2 separate regions of the Mus musculus genome follow, and region 1 is linked to region 2. Evidence: chromatin contacts called from ENCODE POLR2A ChIA-PET data. All regions are on one chromosome and are shown on one strand. Each heading gives the region's core, a stretch centred on a gene start or an enhancer-like site at or near the end of the contact. The rest is flanking DNA. Distances are from core to core; before and after follow the strand shown. Region 1 holds the start of Kansl1 (KAT8 regulatory NSL complex subunit 1). Region 2 overlaps Mapt (microtubule-associated protein tau).

The links. ChIA-PET counts read pairs that join two places held with the same protein, here RNA polymerase II (POLR2A).
Region 1: POLR2A ChIA-PET joins it to region 2 with 10 read pairs in embryonic stem cell. The contact joins the promoter of Kansl1 here to the enhancer-like site in region 2. POLR2A ChIA-PET finds 5 or more read pairs at or near these places in 5 of 5 experiments (Patski and embryonic stem cell).

The regions. Positions count from the first base shown.
Region 1 is chr11:104,440,970-104,443,669 of GRCm38, forward strand. It overlaps Kansl1 (KAT8 regulatory NSL complex subunit 1), which reads right to left and starts at 1,351. Exons shown (of 15, transcript NM_001372459.1): 1 at 756-1,351.
Region 2 is chr11:104,277,017-104,279,716 of GRCm38, forward strand. The region is part of intron 1 of Mapt (microtubule-associated protein tau); the gene reads left to right. Among named protein-coding and RNA genes, the nearest start is that of Mapt, 47 kb to the left of the region's middle. Within about 2 kb of position 1,425, at least 2 of the 3 ENCODE cell types and tissues checked have a DNase peak (open chromatin) inside an H3K27ac peak, as active enhancers do.

The sequences.
Region 1 (2,700 bases), core at 101-2,600, 160 kb after region 2:
AATAAGCAATAGTTAAGTAACGAGTTTCTCTAAAAATCCACATTGGGATTCCAACATTGGAAAACAAAAGGATTTCTAGGTAAAACATGGGAGTAAGATTGTTTACAATACGGAAAACAATTATAAACTATTTGCTGAGAATCAAAGGCCGTCAGTCCGAAAACAGGCCCCCCCAAAAGCAGTAAGATTCCAACTCACTTAAAAGCAAATAAATGCCTCTTCCTCTTTAGTTGAAAAAAAGGGCTGCCTGAGACTAGATCCGAAAACGCAAATGACCTCAATATTTAAGCAACAAAAAATGTTAACAATCAGAGTTGTGATACAAACCGTGAGACAGACATGCAAGATGTGTTTGAGCAAAGAAAGACCTTTTGCAGTCAAGAGAAGTTCAAGGCGAGAGCAAGAGTTTGTTTTTGGTCTTTTTGTTTTTGCTTTTTTTTTTTTTTTTTTTCGGAAATAAACCAGGTTCTCCAGGCCGCCTTTTTAAATAGAACGCCAAAGGAAAGCCCAGCGAACGAGGCGGCAGCTGGTGGGGAAGGGCCCCCGCACACCCCCGCCCTTGGGGCGACTCCCAGCCCGGACCCGCAGCGGGGAAGCCCGGAGAGGCCATTTAAAGTTCCGGGGATTTTTCTTCCCCTGCCCAGCCTTTCTAGTTACAACTAACAAAGAGAGGGAGAAATGGGAACCACAGGGAGAGCGAGGAGAAGGAGAAAGGGCAGCGGGAGGAGGAGGAAAGGAGCAGCAGCAGCACCTACCACGTGATGGAGGAGCGTAGCCCGGGCGGATTCGGCCCCACAAAATGGGCGCAGTTTGCAAACAGCCCCCCGGCCTGGGCGCCGAGGACCAGCGGGCGGGGGCGCGCGGCTGCTGCTCCGGCCCGGCCCGCCGCTCTCCTCCCCCCCGGCGCCCGGAGCCGCCCTGACTTTCCGGGCGGGGGGGCGAGGCGGAGGGGGAGGGGAAGGCGGCGGCGGCGGGGAGCGGCTGCTTTTTCTTCTCTTTCGGGCCCTTTCTCCGGCCTTCCTCCGTTCCGACCCGGCCTGGGCACGGCGGGGACCGCAGCCCCGGGCGGGCGGGGGCAGAGGGTAAAGCTGCCCCCCCCGCCCCGCACAAACAAGCGCCGCCGTCTGCAGCCCGCGCCCGCACCCCGGCCGCCACCCCGGGAGCTTCTTCCCGGCCGGGGAGCGCACTTCGGCCGCCCCCCAAGCCGCCGCGGCGAGACGAGTCGGCTTCGCTACGGCGCTTGGTTCTCCCGCCGGCTCAGCGAGCGGTGGCGGTGGCGGCGGCGGCACTGGGAAAATGGCGGCCGAGCTCCTTTTCCCTCCCCCCCTTTAATCTGAAGCGGAGGGAGAATGGAGCGAGCAAGCGAGCGGGCGAGTGCCGGGGACACGGGGAGGAGGGACAGCAGCGCCTCCGCCGGCTGCGGCTGCGGCGGGCCGCTCCGCCCCGGCGCGCCGCCAGGGGGCGCCCGCCTCGCCGCCCCCGCGGGCTGCCAGGAGGCGCGGCCGCCGCCGCCTCAGTCATGGCTCCTAGCCGCGGCCGCTGCTTCTGCGCCTCTGTTTGCGGAAACCGGTGCCTGGTGCCTGATACGTGCGGCAGCGACACGCGGCACTGCGGCAAGCGACGCGGGGCCCTCGCTTCGATCGAGGTGAGGCTAACCTGAGGCGCTGATGCCGTCACATTCCCTCGGCTCTGTGGCTGGCGGTGCTGCGCGCCGGTTTGAGGGGAGGGCGGACTGACACAGCAGAGCTAGAGGACGTGAGCGAAGAACTGTGTGTGCAGTGAATGAAGAAGCTGCTGCGGCCACACTACCCCAGGGCCAACCGTGCTCTGAGACGGGCAGGAAGCTCCCTGACCAGTGACGCGGTCCCTGCCACCCGCCCTTTGTCCTACACCCTGCTCTGTACACTGCAGCACACGGCTGGCTGCTAGCCCTAGCGCCACGCTCTGCAGCCGCCAAACCAAAAAATAAGCGGACGCCATTGCGCAGGCGCGAGCTAGGACCGACTCGGGGCTAGCCCGGGCAGGGGCAGCTGGGAGCTAGAGGGGAAATGATGGCCCACCAGCGCCGGGCCCGCTGGGAACTGTAGTTTTCGTTAAGCCCGCGTGTTGTTTTAGGCTTCTTGATTTGTCAGATCCGCCAAAATAGGCAAAAACGCATTCATTACACAGTAATTTTTTTGTTTCCTGCTACTACCAAATTAAAGTTCACAGACCCGCTAAAAGTTTAACAATGAACAACAAAAGCAAACCTGTCATGTTCTTACCAGCGTTGACTTAAAAGTAGTGGCACCTAATTACTCTTGACTCTAGTTTGTCAGCACGATATCGGTTCCTTCCTCCCAAATAAGGTTTAATATCAGAGAACATTTTCTGGACTTAGAAAACTTAATATAACGCAAAGTGACACATTACACAGTACAAATCCACCACCCTTTAAAGCTAACCATGTCCAAAGATTATTAGGACTCACCAAAATCAAATAGCATAAAACTTGTTCCAACAACTAAATCACCAAGCTCAGCAGATGAGAAGAGTAGAGTCTACCAAAAGGAAGATGTAAAATGCTCAATACTTTGTGTGGTTTACCAAACCAGTATCCGGTGTTATGTGTCACTTCAGCTCCTCAAAAAAAAAAAACTATTGTTATAGACCAGTTTTCATTAGCCCACAAAGTCTCTAACTCAACAAGTTTCTGCAGTA
Region 2 (2,700 bases), core at 175-2,674:
CTTCCCCTGCCTTGCTCAGCTTGCTTTCTTATAGAATCCAGCCCAGGGATGGCACCACCCACAATGGGCCTCCCTTGATCACTAATTGAGAACATGCCTTACATCAGGATCTCATGGAAGCATTCTTCAAGGGAGGCTCCTTTCTCTGTGATAACTCCAGCTTGTGTCAAGTTGACCCATAAAACCAGCCAGTACAGCTGGAATTCCCTCCGTCTCCCAAGTGCTAGGATTTGAACCCTGGCTCTTTGAATACTTTCTTCATGGCTTCGACAAATTAATCTTTCTAACCTATGGAAGCAAGGACAGCAACCAGCTGTTGTAGCCATTAAATAAACCAATACCAGGAACCACTTGCAACATGGTTTCTGCCCTTAGGAGAATCCTGCTTCCTGCCTACAGACACTGACAGAGTCCAGGGGAACAGAACAGAAGCAGAAGAGAGATGCAGTGAACACGGCAAAAAAAAAAAAAAGCCTCTTTTAAAAGATTTCCTACTTTATATGGGAGGGTGTTTTACCTGCATATATATTTTGTGCCACATGCATGTCTGTGCCCACAGAGATAAGAAAACAGCATTAGGCATGGTTGTGAGCCACCAGATGGGTGCTGGGAACCAAACCTCCGGTCCTCTGGAAGAGCAACAAGTGTTCTTGACCTCTGAGCCGTCTGGTAAGCCCTTGATTTTTTTTTTTTTTCCAGACAAGGTTTCTCTGTGTAAAGCCCTGATTGTCCTGAAACTCTCTGTAGACCTGGCTGGCCTCAAACTCAAGAGACCCACCTGGCTCTGCCTCCCAAGTGCTGGGACTAAAACGTGTGTGCCACCACAGCCCAGCTCAGCCCTTGATATTTTTTTGAACCCAGGTCTTTCTGTGTTGTCCCAGTTGGCCTTGCTAGTGGTGTGGTCAAAACTAACCCTTGAGAGCAATGTCCATTGGGAGGTAATTTGGAAACTCTATCTCTACTTGCTTTTCACCAAATCTGCCTGCTATCTATTCTAGATTTAGTGGGTTTCTTTGGGGCGATGGGGTTGTTTGTTGAAACACATATGTTTCTATGTATATATGTAGGAAGGTAGGTAGCCTCAGCTGGCCTCGAACTCCCAGAGATATGCCTGCTTATGCCTCTCAAGTGCTGCTGGGGTTAAAGGTGTGTGCAACAACTCCCAGTTAGAATTTGTTGTTGTCGTTAAAAGAAAAACAGACAAACAACACTTTATGGACATAATTAACATGATGTAAAAGTGATGTTTCAATACATTCACAAAGCAATGCAGTCATCCCTTTTAACCCGAGGCCAGTTTGGGTTTTTAACCGGAGGTTGCTGAGGACGATCCATCCTTCCTGAGAAGCAGAACCTGACTGTGGCAGATCCGCTGAGTCACAGCGTCGGTGTCCGAGCTGAACCCGGGTCTGGCGTCTGGCGCCCCCTAGCGAGGCCTGAGTGGCAGAAAACCCCACTCGGCGCTGCCCGGAGCACCGCGGGCCCCCCACCCCACCCCTCGCACCCAGGAAGCTGCTGGGTCCAGGTCTCACAGGCGTCTGAATCACAAACCTCAGACCAGCCTCACTCCGCCCTTTTACGGGGGAATGAAGGCTTGTGGGAAATGAAGCGAGCGATGTGGGACAGTCGCTTAGAAATGGGTTTTAGTGGCAAAAGATCTGAGTTCGAACTCTGCTTGCCCTAGCTACACGGGTTACTCAACGTCTCCAAGCCTGTTTCCTCACATATGAGAAGGTACTAATTATTCCTTCTGGCGTGGTTGTACGTCAGACATGATGCTGTAAACTGCAGGGGCTGGAGTTTAGAACCACTGTATTTAATTATGCAACTACCTAAGGGTGTTGAGGCCCCTCTCTTACCCAAGGAGCTCTCCAGCAGCTCAAGGGCTGGTTATAAGCCGTTTTGCCAGGAGCAGGACCCAGGCAATGAAGCCATTGTAGCTACATCTATTCAAGAAACAAACCCCAGACTAGGGCAGTCTGCAGTCCAGGGAGGTTCCCGTCTCCCTTGGGAAGAAGACTGGAAGATCTGGGAGCTAGGAAAGACCAGGGCGTCCTTCTGGAGCCTGAAGGGAACTGCTAATTGGTATTTGTAGACTTCTCCAGCAAGTTGAAGCTCCAGAAGGGAAATCACTCCCCAGACCCCAGCACCACTGGGAACCTTGCTCCCAGGGTAGCAGGGTTGGAAGCCAGAGGATATCACTCATGTCCTCAGTAGACTGTCAAGTCCCTGTGGCTGCTTGCCCATCAGGGATTCTCATCCGGCCCACCGTAAAGGTTTACAGTGAGCTCAGAGGCTCTGCCATGGAAAGAAGCCGAGGAAAAAATAGCAGACAAATTCAAGAGAGCAAGCAGGGCCCCAGGAGTGTTTCAGAGAGTCAGCAAGGTGGCCAATTACTGAGGGTTCCCTTGCCCACCTCCTGACACTTGAGAGGGCCACCCAAGATGGCAAATGGGCTGTACAGAAGACAGAAGGACCGATGTCTTTGAGCCTGAGTAGCCGCTGTTCTTCAGGAACAGAAGGACCTGGGACTTCATCTGCACATCCCTGGGCCTCCAAAGGTCGGGGAAGTGCATCTGTTAAGGTGGCAATAGTCATGTCAATGGAGATATTGATCTAAAAGGATAGCCTGCAAGGGCTCCCGAGGGGCCTATGAGGAGCACTCTGTCAACAACTGCCTTCTTTGGCAGGTGTCTGGTA